2 separate regions of the Homo sapiens genome follow, and region 1 is linked to region 2. A link is an interaction called in ENCODE POLR2A ChIA-PET data of the cell type or tissue named here. Cell type or tissue: HepG2. All regions are shown on one strand. Links, peaks and the distances in the headings refer to the core of each region. The heading gives the core; the rest is flanking DNA.

Evidence for each region. Peaks named below come from ENCODE experiments on the same cell type or tissue, not always from the same donor. Only the 100,000 strongest peaks of a DNase experiment are listed, where the experiment ranks them.
Region 1: POLR2A ChIA-PET joins it to region 2 with 5 read pairs; 10 of 35 experiments call an interaction of 5 or more read pairs at or near these places.

What each region holds. Positions count from the first base shown.
Region 1 is chr10:102,822,969-102,830,052 of GRCh38, reverse strand. No RefSeq gene overlaps it. Among named protein-coding and RNA genes, the nearest start is that of CYP17A1-AS1, 6.2 kb to the left of the region's middle. In HepG2, for the core only: no CTCF peak of the experiment used is centred there; no DNase peak of the experiment used is centred there.
Region 2 is chr10:102,773,265-102,780,348 of GRCh38, reverse strand. All of the region lies in intron 1 of WBP1L (WW domain binding protein 1 like), which reads right to left. Among named protein-coding and RNA genes, the nearest start is that of WBP1L, 33 kb to the right of the region's middle. RefSeq lists enhancers at 3,146-3,677, 3,678-4,209, 4,742-5,273. In HepG2, for the core only: no CTCF peak of the experiment used is centred there; DNase peaks (open chromatin) are centred at 3,168, 4,088 and 4,678; H3K4me3 peaks cover 1,757 bases.

The DNA.
Region 1 (7,084 bases), core at 898-5,897, 49 kb before region 2:
TTTTGTTTTTGTTTTTGTTTGAGAAGGAGTTTCGCTCTTGTTGCCCTGGCTGGAGTGCAATGGCATGATCTTGGCTCACTGCAACCCCTGCCTCCTGAGTTCAAGTGATTCTCCTGCCTCAGCCTCCAAAATAGCTGGGATTGCAGGCGTGTGCCACCATGCCCAGCTAATTTTGTATTTTTAGTAGAGATGAGGTTTTGCCATGTTGGTCAGGCTGGTCTCGAACTCCTGACCTCAGGTGATCCACCCATCTCGGCCTCCCAAAGTGCTGGGATTATAGACATGAGCCACAGCGCCTAGCCTGTTTTTTGTTTTGTTTTGTTTGGGTTTTTTTGTTGTTGTTTTTTGTTCTGTTTTTTGAGTGACATGGTCTCACTCTGTTGCCAGGCTGATTGCAGTGGCACAATCATGGCTCACTGCAGCCTCAACCTCCCAGGCTCAAGTGATCCTCCCACCTCAGCATCCCAAGTAACTAGGACTACAGGCACACATCACCAGGCCTGACTAATGTTTTACTTTTTGTAGAGATGGGGTTTTGCTGTGTTTTCTAGGCTGGTCTCAAACTCCTAAGCTCAAGCGCTTCTCCCACCTCAGCCTCCCAAAGTGTTTGGATTATAGGCATGAGCCGCTGTGCCCAGCTGGTTTGTATTTCTGAAAGATCGCCGTAGTTGCTGTGTGGAGAATGTTCTGCTAAGGGATGGGAGTGGGAGCAGGAGAACAGTTAGGAAGGAGGCTGTTGTGCTGGTCCAGGAAAGCCAGATGTTGATGAGTTAAACCACGGCCACAGCAGTGGAAACAGTGAGAAGTGGTAGGATTGAGTTTATCTTTTGTTTTCTGTTTGTTTGTGTGTGTGTGTGTGTGTGTGTGTGTGTGTGTGTGTGTGTGTGTTTTGAGACAGACTCTTGCTCTTTCACACAGGCTGGACTGCAATGGCACAATCTCAGCTCACTACAACCTCCACCTCCCTTGAGCGATTCTGCTGCCTCAGTCTCCCAAGTAGCTGGAATTACAGGCGCCTGGATAATTTTTTTATTTTTACCAGAGATGGGGTTTCGCCATGTTGGCCAGGCTGGTCTCGAACTCCTGACCTCAAGTGATCCCACCTCAGCCTCCCAAAGTGCCAGGACTACAGGTGTGAGCCACCGAGCCTGGCCTGAGTTTATATTTTGAAAGTAGGGCAGGCCGGGCGTGGTGGCTCGTGCCTGTAATTCCAGCACTTTGGGAGTCCGAGATGGGTGGATCGCCTGAGGTGTGGAGTTCTAGACTAGCCTGCCCAACATGGCAAAACCCCGTCTCTACTAAAAATACAAAAAATTACCCGGGCGTGGTGGCAGGCACCTGTAGTCCCAGCTACTCGGGAGGCTGAGACAGGAGAATGGCGTGAACCCCGGAGGCGGAGCTTGCAGTGAGCGGAGATCGCGCCACTGCACTCCAGCCTGGGCAACAGTTCAAGACTCTGTCTCAAAAAAAAGAAAAAAGGAAAAGAAAAAGAAAGTAGGGCAAAAGTGTTGTTTGTTTTGATCCAAATAGGCTTCACTGCATGTTACCTCACAGGTTCGACCTTGGGGGAGTGTATGTGACCCACAGACTGGACCTGCCGTTGCCATCCCTCTGTCTTGGTCTGCAAAGACCAAGACTGGTGTGTCCCCCTTTCCTCACCCTTCCCTGGGGTAAACACTGCCAGGTAAGGGCTTCTACAGCTGTCTTCTGCAGCAGTGCCTGGGTTCCACCTCCTTCTCCCCACTCAAAAACCCCAGGAAGTCTGTAAAAGCTTCCTCACTAGGGCTGGGTGCAGTGGCTCACGCCTGTAATCCCAGCACTTTGGGAGGCCGAGGCGGGCAGATCACGAGGTCAGGAGATCGAGACTGTCCTGGCTAACACGATGAAACCCCGTCTCTACTAAAAATACAAAAAATTAGCCGGGCATGGTGGCGGGCACCTATAGTCCTAGCTACTCGGGAGGCTGAGGCAGGAGAATGGCATGAACCCGGGAGGGGGAGCTTGCAGTGAGCTGAGATCGCGCCACTGCACTCCAGCCTGGGCAACAGTGCGAGACTCCGTCTCAAAAAAAAAAAAAAAAAAACAAAGCTTCCTCACTAGAAAATGAAGCCCTGACTCCTTTATATCTGGAAACTGGTATATTTAAACCTTGGTCATTGGCCAGTCTGCAAATGAATGTCCTGAGACATCCCGGAAGAAACTGACCCTTTTAGCCTAGAGAGAGGCCCCATCCCCAGCTCCCTGGTGCCAGCCAGACCAGGGTCAGGTCATCAACAACCCAGTCCTTCCCCTCTGACTAGACAGAAGGACGTCAGCAGAGCATGGCTGATACCCTGCCTAGCTAAGTCTTAGAGAGAAGACGTCCCTATAGGGAGCAAGACAAGGTTTTCAGTTACGACACTACCTTCTTCCTTATAAAGAGCTTTGTTAATCAGGTGGCAGTGGACCGTTCCCTACTATTCCCTAACTCGGTCTTGGCCTTCATCTGCCATTTACCCTGGGACTTTGCTAAAGAGCCTGCAGGAGGCCAAGTGTGGTGGCTTATGCCTGGAATTCCAGCACTTTGGGGGGCCTAGGCAGGAGGATCCCTTGAGCCCAGGAGTTCGAGAGCAGCCTGGGCAACAGAGTGAGGCCCTGTTTCTACAACACTTAAAAAAAAATTGGCCGGGCGCGGTGGCTCATGCCTGTAATCTCAGCACTTTGGGAGGCCGAGGCAGGCAGATCACAAGATCAGGAGATCGAGACCATCCTGGCTAACACGATGAAACCCTGTCTCTACTAATGATACAAAAAATTAGCCGGGCGTGCTGGCAGGCGCCTGTAGTCCCAGCTAATCGGGAGGCTGAGGCAGGAGAATGGCGTGAACCTGGGAGGCGGAGCTTGCAGTGAGCAGAGATCGCGCCACTGTACTCCAGCGTGGGCGACAGAGCAAGACTCTGTCTCAAAAAAAAAAAAAAAAATTACCCAGGCATGGTGGCATACCTGTAGTCTCAGCTACTCAGGAGGCTGAGGTGGGAGGATTGCTGGACCCCAGGAGGCCGAGGCTGCAGTGATCTGAGATCGTGCCACTGCACTGCATCCTAGAGCAAGACCCAATCTCTAAAGAAAAAGAAAGAAAGAAGAAGAAGGATTAGTATTTCACTTTCCTGCCATTCAATGTTCTGGTTCAATAGTTGGAGAATGAAAGAGTGCATATGTGTGTTGGGGGGCAGAGTGAGAGAGAGAAAGAGATGAAGATATATGGGAACCTATAGACAGACAAACAGATATAGATAGATGTAATATGCACCAGGTCAGTATCTGTCAAAGTGTGGCTCACAGACCCCTTGAGCCAGACTCATCTGAGAAACTTACTTAAGAACACAGACTCTGGTCCCTATCTTTCATGCATTGAGTACACTCTGGGAGCAGGGCCTGGAAATCTGCATTTTACAGGCTATCCAGGTGAATCTTGTACACACTGCTGCGCACCCCCCCCGAGTCCTCAAGTGACATTGTGTGAGATTCTTGCAAACTTGCGATGTTTTCCATCCCAGTTAAACCCACCCACCACTTCCACAGAGGACACAGATCTTCTGCTAATTGCTTATCTCTTCATCACTAGTCTACAAAATGCCTTTCAGGCCAAGCACAGTGGCTCACACCTGTAATCCCAACACTATGGGAGGCCAAGGTGGGCACAACGCTTGAGCTCAGGAATCTGAGACCAGCCTGGCCAACATGGTGAAACCTCGTCTCTAGCTGGGCATGTTGGCGCACACCTCTAGTTCCAGCTACTCAGGAGGCTGAGGTGGGAGAATCGCTTGAACCCAGGAGGTGGAAGTTGCAGTGAGCCAAGATTGTGCCACTGCACTCCAACTGGGTGACAGAGTGAGTGAGAGAGACGCCGTCTCAAAAAAAAAAAAAAAAAAAAAAAAAAAAAGCCTTTCAAATTCTGAGCAAATCTGAAATACTTAACTTTCCTCCAGCCAATCTTATTCCCCTCTGCTTTGAGCTGAGGATAGCTTGACTCGATCCAGCACCCAGCTGATGGGGGCAGAGGAACCGGGAGAGGGAAGGGACAAACTCCAGTATAGCCTTTCCCTTGGGCTCACTGTGGTGTCAGCATCTCTCCCAGGCTGCTTGTGATGGGGGCTGGGGTCAGCTGCCCACAAGCTCTCCTACGGACTTCATTTTTTTTTTGAGACAGGGTCTCACTCTGTCACCCAGGCTGGAGTGCAGTGGTGCAATCATGGCTCACCGCAGTCTGGAACACCTGGGCTCAAGAGAGCTTCCTGCCTCAGCTTCCTGGGTAGCTGGGACTACAGGTGTGTGCCACCACTCTGGCTAATTTTTAAGTTTTTTGAAGAGATGGGGATCTTATTATGTTGCCCAGGCTGGTCTCAAACTCATGGCCCCTAGTGATCCTTCTGCCTTGGCCTCCCAAAATTCTAGGATTACAGATGTGAGCCACTGTGTCCTGTCTAAACCTTCATTTTGAAGGAAACTGAGGGCCATTGTGTGGGCTGGGTATAGGGTATGACTTGCCCCAGATCACACAGCTACGTAGCAGCAGGGCTGGGACCAGAACTCAAGATTTCAATGGTGCATGGTGGGGAGCCAGCCATGCTTTCCCACCTGTCCCCTGTGGTCATGCAGAAGGGCTCTTGGGATATTTGGCCGGGAGAGTACCTTTCAGGCAAGCGGAGTGACCTTTTAGAAAATGACTTTATGAACTTTGACTCCTGCCCAAACTGTGCTCTCCCGTCTGGAAGGCCTTTTCACCACTGATCTAAACCCACCTGCCTTGAGGCTCAGACACATTTTTTATGACTCCTGAGTCCACCATGACCATCCCTCTTCAGCACTCAGCTTCTGTTCCTTGGTACTGAACCTAAACTGAACCTTGGCATCTGAGCATCTGCCTGGACTTGAAATGGGTGGGGCCCCCCACAGACACTGTCCACCTCCTGTACCTCTGGAGTTCAAGACTGAGCCTTCTCATGTTCTTTATCCTGCATATCAGCACCTGACAAATAGAAGGGTAGACAAACAAGAGTGATGCAGGACAGGCAAGCCCTAAAATTGGGGCTTAGCCCAGGAGGGTTCATGGCTTCACCCAGAAAGAATTCCAGCAAGCAGCAGTGGTGGTAGCCAGCAAGCCGCAGTGCACAGAGCAGCAGAGGTACTGCTCCTTGTGGAGCAGGGCTACCCAGAGGCAGTGTGCCCAGAAGAGCAACGCAGGGGCAGGGCTGCACTCATATGGACATCTACTTTTAATTATATGCAAATTAAGGGGTGGATTATGCAGAGATTTCCAGGATGAGGGTAGTAACTTCCAGGTCATCAGGTCGTTGCCACGAAAAGGGATGGTAACTCCTAGGTTTTGCCATGGCAATGGTAAACTGACATGGCACACTGGCAGGCATGTCATGGAAAGCTGCTTCTGCCCCCCTACCTGTTTTAGCTAGTCCTTAATTTGGTTCCATGTCCGAGCCCCGCCTCCTACCTCAAGAGGACTGAATCAAATGCTCTAAATCACTTGGTTAATTGGCCCAATGATAGTAAATAAATTCTATCTCCTTATGCAGAAGGAAGCCCAGATCTTTGACAAAACTGGAAGGTCTTTGCCAAGACCCCACAGTTAACCGTCTGAGCCTCAGACTGTCCTTAACCAGTGATGTGATGATAAATAAATGTTTAACAACCAGGTCTGGGAGGGGCGGGGGTGTGCGGAATAGCCTTGATTTGTAATGTTTGCTGATTACTGTGGTGTAGATACTCCCAACGTGACCAATTTTAAACTACCAATGTGATGCCAGTAAACAGGGTTGGAAAGAGACACATAGTAGCATTATATGTTCTTTACCGTTGTTATTATTACATAGTAAATGCCATTATGTAGTATTTCCACCATACTGATAGGTAAATGTAAATAACCTCAAGGGCACAGATAACAGTAACATGTAGTAAAATAACTAGGAAATGATCAGTTTTGAGTATCTATTACCTTTGTTTTTAATATAACTCAATTGTAGGTTTAAGTTTTTTAAATTGGCTGTTTCATATAAACAGCTCATAAAATTCCTGAAAATTTAAAAATCAGTTCTAGTGAGCTATTAAGAGCCAACCCTCCCAGGAGAAATGGGCCACGCTTGTCTTAAAGAAAAGCAGTTCCTGGCTGGGCGAAGTGGCTCATGCCTGTAATCTCAGCACTTTGGGAGGCCGAGGCAGGTGGATCACCTGAGGTCAGGAGTTTGAGACCAGCCTGGCCAACTTGGTGAAACCCCGTCTCTACTAAAAATACAAAAATTAGCGGGGTGTGGTGGCGTGCACCTGTAGTCCCAGCTACTCGGGAGGCTGAGGCAGGAGAATCACTAGAACTAGGTGGAGGTTGCAGTGAGCCGAGATTGTGCCACTGCACTCCAGCCTGTGAGACAGAACAAGACTCCGTCTCAAAACAGACAAACAAAAAACGAAAAGGAGTTCCTGGGCTGGGGACAGTGGCTCACCACACCAGCACTTTGTAATCCCACCACTTTGGGAAGTCAAGGTGGGTGGATCTCTTGAGCTCTGGAGTTCCAGACCAGCTGGGCAACATGGTAAAACCCCATCACTACAAAAAAATACAAAAAATTAGCCAGGTGTAGTGGCACATACCTGTGGTCCCAGCTGGTCCCAGTTACTTGGGAGGCTGAAGTGGGAGGATCACATTGAACCCAGGAGGTCAAGGCTGGCAGTGAGTGCGCCACTGCGCTCCAGCCTGGGTGACATAGCAAGAACTTGTCTCAAAAAAAAAAAAAAGAAAAAAGAGAAAGAAAAGCAGTTCCCCTGAGTCTCCTTGTTGACAGGAGGGAAATCCTTCCCTATTGTGGGAGGGTGAGAGTGAGTGAATGTTCTATCAGCCTCTGGTGGCCACAAAACCTGAGGCAAATGAGGAGCCCTCTCTGCAGTCACACTCGTAGATGTTAGCGCCCTTCTCTGGAGGGTGGGGATCCAGTCACAGAGGCCGTGCAGTGGGGTGGGAAGCGCAACGGATAAATTGGACCCAGACCACCCCGGTGCTCTGCCCCAGCTCCCGTTTCCTGACCCTGGATCTTAGGCC
Region 2 (7,084 bases), core at 629-5,628:
ATAAAGGGATAGCATGCCTAATTGTTTGTTATATCTAAAATTTGGTATATAGTGCCATACCCAAAAAGTTCACCAGGTGACTATCTTCTTCTGAGCTCTGGCTCATCTAAGCACAAAAAGCATTTTTTTTAGTCAACACTGTAGCTTCCATGAGCTGTCTAACTGTCCCTTGCATGAAAGAACTAATAAATCCTACAGTTTATCTGCCCTTTACAGACACTGAAATCATGCCATGCTCATTATTAGAAAGAAGGGCCCTGAGGTCTTCCTCCTTCTTGGTACCCATAAAAGACACCCATACCTGGTGAACTAAGGTCCTTATCTTGCCCCAGGCAAATTCAATGCCAAGACTCAAGAGATGAATGACAGCTTCCCTTGTCATCTGCAGAAGAAAACAAAAACAACTCTCCCAACCTGATCTGTCCGGAATGCTCTTTCCCCAACTCACATGTCTGGTAAACTCTCCTCCTCATCCTTCAAGAGTCAGATCAGATATCGGCTTCTCAGGAAAGCCTCTCCTAGCCTGATTCAGATACCTGCCCCCACGCTCTGCTCTCCCAGTCCCTGGGCGTTCCTCTGTTGTAGTCTCAGCATGCTGGCTTGTAATTATTTCCATGCCGCCCAGCTCTGGAGGACAGTCTCTCAAAGTGTGGCCGGAAACAACCGGGATCAGAAACACCTGGGGAACTTCACAGAAATGCATATTCTGGGGCCCTGGCCCAGACATAAAGAATCTACATTTTTTTTGGCCGGGCCTGGTGGCTCATGTCTATAATCCCAGCACTTTGGGAGGCCGAGGCGAGCGGACCACTTGAGGTCAGGAGTTTGAGATCAGCCTGGCCAGCCATGGTGAAACCCCATCTCTATTAAAAATACCCAAAAAATTAGCTGGGCGTGGTGGCACATGCCTGTAGTCCCAGCTACCTGGGAGGCTGAGGCAGGAGAATGGCTTGAAACCGGAAGGCAGAGGTTGCAGTGAGCTGAGATCGCACCATTGCACTCCAGCCTGGGTGACAAGAACGAGACTCAACAAGAATGATTTTTTTTTTTGAAATGGAGTCTCGCTCTTGTCGCCCATGCTGGAGTGCAATGGTGGGGCCTCTCGGCTCACTGCAACCTTCCCCTCCCGGGTTTAAGCGATTCTCCTGCCTCAGCCTCCTGAAAAGCTGGGATTAAGGGGTAAGCAGCATTTTATCTCCTACCTAGGCAGGCTAGAAAGAAACATGCCCCAAGGAGAACAATGCATTAATCATACTCTACTCTCAGACATTGAGCCGCACAGTCTAGGTAGTGAGAAAAATCCAGGATTTGGGAAAGACTCAAGTTAAAAAACAGCAACAAAAATCTTCAATTACCCTTTCTCTAGACAATTGAGCAATGCTGGGCAAATGGCTTAACTTCTCTAAGCCTCAGCATGCACCTCTGTACAAACAGAATAATCCTACCACATAAGACACAGGATTAAGGGGAAAAAACAATCATATGGATTAAGGGAAAAAAATAAATCAAAGTGCATACATATGTACGATAAAGATGAATTTTATGTGTGTGTGTGTGCATTATGTGTCATTTTTTCTTAAACAGAATTATCACCAAGTGATCTTTAGAAGGCTACATGGCTCCAATAAAGAACATAGTTACACTGTCTGACAGAAAATACTAGAAATATACAAAATATGTAACCAAAACTACTCCAAGATTGTACAGGCAACATTTGAGTCACAGAAGCCTAGGGCAGGAAGGGCCTTCGGAGGTCTTCTAAATTCTGCCTTCCACCAGGCAACTGTTCAGACACAAGAGCTAAAGGTTCACCTGCTGTTGATCCTCTCAGATCCTTCCCAAAACAACCATCCCAACCCTTCACTCTCCTTGAAGAGTTTAATGCTACCCACTGCTTCATTCTCTCACTACATGTCCAAGTAACTGGACACAAGCCCTCGCCCTCTTGCCACCTCAGTATATAAGATTAACAGTGTCTCGGTAGAGTAAGAGGTGGCCTCCCAGCTGTACGTCACTGCACAATGGCAGTCACTGACTACAGATGCAAGAGCTCACTCCCCTGGCTGTGGGCTCCTGCCCAGCACACCTGGCTCCTGTCAAGGTATCAGTCCCTTCGCTTCTCGTTTCCTGCACCCCTGCAGTGTTGCATCCTTTGGGAATGAGTAGATCAAAGTAAGAGTTATGTCTACTCTCTACCAGCCCAGGTGCTAACGTTCACATACATTCTTTCGTGGAATCCCTGTGTGACCTCAGAGATGAGGTTCAGAACAGTTAAGGGCCTGCCCAAGACCTCAGGGAAGCTGGGATATGAACGCAGGTCTTTCCAGCTCCCAGCCCACTCTTTCCACTCTGTTAGGCAGTTTTCACCCTACCAGCCTGCTGACACAGCATGAGACGCTTCATCCAGCTTCATCCTATTTCCAACACTGCTTGAAATCCTCTCCAGGGCTCACTCTGCCCATAGGTTAAAAGGACAGCCTTTCTGGCCAGGCACAGTGGCTCACGCCTGTAATCCTAGCACTTCGGGAGGCTGAGGTGGCCGGATCACCGGAGGTCAGGAGTTCGAGACCAGTCAGACCAACATGGCGAAACCCCGTCTCTACTAAAAATACAAAACTTAGCCGGGTATAGTGGCACATGCCTGTAATCCCAGCTACTCAGGAGGCTGAGGCAGGAGAATCGCTTGAACCCAGGAGACAGAAGTTGCAGTGAGCTAACGCCACTACACTCCAGCCTGGGCAACAGAGTGAGACTCCATCTCAAAAAAAAAAAAAAAAAAAAAAAAAAGGACAGCCTTTCTTGTGGGGGCAGAAGGGATGTTCAGAGTGGTCACCTCTCTGCCCATCAGCTGTGTCAACGCAACACTCTGAAGATAACAAGAGCTGTAATGGAATGTTTGGGGCTTTTCAGAGGAGCTTCCTTTGAACAGAACTGTAGGCAACTCAAGGGAGAGTTGTCCACCTAGCACTTTTCTCAGAGTGAGGGCAACCAGTGGTCCCTAGCAGCTCCCCTCTAGGGCTTCTGCTGTGAGCTCATCTGTGGCTTTTCCTCACCCAGGAACAGGCAGCAGAGGGTGTGTGCTCCCTCCCCACCCCTTATGGCCAGCAGCTGCTGGTTACAGTTACACATTCCGATACAGACATGCCTCTCAGACGAAGAGGGGGTGGGGGTGTCTGACTCTCAGAAGCCCTGGAACAAATAGTTGGCAACAGCTGTGTTCTCAGCAGACAGCAGTTGGTGGCTTGCTACTGTTCTCTCATTCCACACTGCTTTACCGGCTGGAATGAATGCAGTGCTCCCACTTCAAAGGGCGGCTCACCGAGCAATCAAGTCTCTGCCACAGGGGTCTTTTTGAAAAACTGGTCAGTAAGGCCAAAATGGGGTCAATTCCACACCCCTTCCCCTGAGGCGTCGGGAACGTCCCTCAGCTGCACAGCCCCAGGCACATGCTTGAAAGGAAGAAAGCCTTTCCTTTAAAAGAAGAACGGAGCCCTCACCCCACCCCCAACACAGAGTCCCTTCAGAACCAGAGGACTGTGAGGAAATCTCCACTAACTAGCCAAATCAAAATGGAGAAGGAATAAAAGGGGTTTGGAGCAAGAATCGCACTCTGCCTCTCCCCTTCCCCAGCCCCATTCTTCAGCTGTTTCTCCGTGAAGTTTCCAAAGCAGTTTTACAGTGTCTGATGGAAAATCAGAACTGGTCAGCCCTAGAGAAACCTCGGGGACGTAGAGGGTTAAGAACACGGTGGCTCTGAAAGTAAGGAGCAACTAGCAAACAAGAAGGGAGACTGGAAAGTTCTGTGTGGGAGCTGGCCTGGTCTAACTGAGAGGCATTTGCTAAAATATTCCCTCCACCCAAAGCAGTAGTACAATAAACAAGCTCCCACCCCTTCTTCCCTTCCAAACCCGATCCGTGCAGAAACAATTACCTGTCTAAGACCCAAAAGGAAAGGCATCCTGCAAGAGCATCGTCCACACTAACGTTGGAACAAAGGGCTCTTAAAAGTTAAGGTCTTGGAATGAGCATTGCCCCTGGTGGGCCTGTGTGTGCGGTGGTCCTGGTTCACCGGCCTTCTTTAGCAAAGCAGACAAAGTAAACAGAGTCCTGGGACCGAGCAGGCACACTGTCTCCTGCTCTCCTCGCTACTCCCCCTGCCTGGCTCTGGCCCACCCCCACCTTCTCGTGACATATCTCAGACGCAGCAAAGCCGAAGCTGTCTGCCAAGGGGGAAATGACATCAGTTCAGGCGCAGCAGAAAAAACTTCAGACAGCTGCACTGGAATACTGAGGAGGATGTGCTGCAGACCCGCGATGCCCAGCCCTGGACCCACCTAGAGCCAGAGCCCACTGTGGGAGGATGGTGGGGGCTGCAGATGGGAGCAGGCTGCTGCAACCCCTTGGCTCTAAGCAGGCTGGGGGGTACATAAATCAAGTCTCTAAAGCTGAAAACAGGAACACTGCTCTGAATAAGGACTGACTTTGTAGCTCCTAGAGTATTGTTTCTCCTCCCTGGGAAAGAAAATCAAGTCCAGTGTCTGTCAGTTTCACAGAAACTTTTCCACCCCCACCCCTGCCAGAGTCGGTGCTCAGTAAATAATAGGACATGAAGCCTGGCTGTCCCAACTTTCTCTAGGGAATGAGGCAATTCGCAGCGGGGGCTTGGAGAGGCACCTTTTCCCCAGCTAAGGTACGACACGCTACCTTGGACACTGACCTTTCGAGCCCTCGCTTCCACCGGAGAGTTTATATTTCATAAACAAACTGCGCAAGTACAGGTGCCAACATCTTTCCTCACTTGTCTTATAAAAGGTACAACAAGTCCCACCGCAGCCTCCAAGTTGCCAGAAAGGCAGATCATCTATATTTAAACCAACTCTTGGTTCAGAAAAGTTCACCGCCTTAGGTTTGTCGTGCTTTCTTCACTAAGTTCAGCTCAGGGAGACAAGAGTTCTCTAACGCAAGCTTTGCACAAGCAAGGGCCCTGGGGATGGTGTCCTGCTCTGACTTTCCCTAGTCGGTGGTGTAAGCCAAATCCCTTCTGGCTACCCTCCCTGAAACAGGAGGTCACAGCAGCTCTCCCTCGGCCTGAATCCTCTACCAAAGACAACACTTGCACAGCACAAAAGGTCCATGTTTGGGTTCGGATTTCCAGAAATGACTCAAGGAGAACAATCTTCAGAGGAGCTTTATAAATCGAAAGTTACTTTTTTTTTTTTTTTTTTTTTTTTGAGATAGGGTCTCACTCTGTTACCCAGGCTGGAGTACAGTGGTGTGATGATCTTGGCTCACTGCAACCTCTGCCTTCCGAGCTCAAGCGATCCTCCCACCTCAGCCTCCCAAGGAGCTGGTACCACAGGCACGTGCTACCATGCGCAGCTAATTTTTGTTTTTTTGTGTAGAGATGGGGTTTCGCCATGTTGCCCAGGCTGGTCTTGAACTCCTGGGCTCAAGTGATCTGCCCACCTTAGCCTCCTAAAGTGCTGGGATTACAAAAAGTTACTTTTCAATAACTTCCTCAGCTACAAATTAATTACACTGTCCAGGACTCAAAGCAAGTATATTTCATCTTTCCTTTCATTTTCTGCAACAATTTTCTTTCATGATACTTATCCAAGGCCTCCATGGTAGTGGCACTGTGCTGGGCATGATCCATGTAAGTCAGAAATGATTCTTGCAAATTAGTACCTATAACCCCCAACCTAGGACAATAAATTAGGAGCACATGACACGTACAGCACAGTGAGGTGCCAAAAGCACTGTTTGATCATTAGAATCCAGCCAGACACACAACGTGTTTACCGCAGGTCCCCAATGATGGTCAAGGTCACATTGACTTTCCTGACAAGAAAATGAATGTGCCAAACTGGCTGAACCATTTCCTTGAGACTCACTGAAAGAATGGATCACAGCTTCATTGCTAGAGGAAAAGGTGGCTGATGTGTAAAAGAAGTGGCTCCTGCTGCTGCCGGTGTTTGGGGACTGGGAAGCCATTCTTCAGCACATACATATTCTCAAGACATGGTCAGTCTATCCCAGGCCTTGTCACCACTCTCACAACCAGGCCAAACTGCCATACAGACAAGGCTGGACATCAAGGCACAGCCGCCCAGGGAACAGCAATGAGGCTGCTTTCAACCCCTTCCTTTCACTTCCTCGGTTCCCTGGCAACCACTGAGAACCACAAAACATACGCAGCACTAACTTTGGCAATCAAACTGATGGAAACAGCATCCTCATCCCCTCATGGGCAATGTAATCTGCACTGATCTAACAAGACAGACTGGCACCTGAAATTCTCCAGAAAGAGTGCCATGGCATAAGTGTACCATTCATTCACTCACTCCACGCTCACTGAATGCCTACAGTGTGCCAGGCATTGTTTTAGGCACTGGGGATGCCACTATGACCAAAACACACAATAAACCTTGCTCTAATGGGCTATGAAGTGTTCCATATTTTTCTTCCTTCCTTTTTTTTTTTTGTTTTGTTTTTTTAAGAGATAGGGTTTTGTTCTGTCACCCTAGGCTCAAGTGATCCTCCTGCCTCATCCTCCCAAAAAGCTGGCACTACAGGCACACGCCACCACGCCACCACACTCAGCTAAGTTTTTTTAATTTTTATTTTTTGTAGAGACAGGGTCTCACTATGTTGTCCAGGCTTGAACTCTTGTCCTCAAGTGATCCTCCTGCCTCAGCCTTTCAAAGTGTTAAGATTACAGGCATGAGCCACTAAGCTTGGCCCCATAATTCTAAATAATATTCATCAGTGATGATCTCAGAAGTGGAATTGCAACAAAATTACTAGAAATCCAAAAAAAAACTTGTAAAAATACAACCTAAATGATCAAAATTGCATTATAGACTTCCTGATTTCCTAATGAATCATCCTTTTATGATGCTACCCAAGACAGTGTTTCTAATCAGCATTCGTCTATTTTTATCTTCTCACAGATTATAAATTCTTGTGTGCAAGGCAGCATTTAACCCAAGGCATTACACCTAGTACAATACAATATATTCTAAAAAAGTGACTGCTGACAACAGCTTCTTTCTATCAACTTCTTGCCTACAGCCCCTCACTA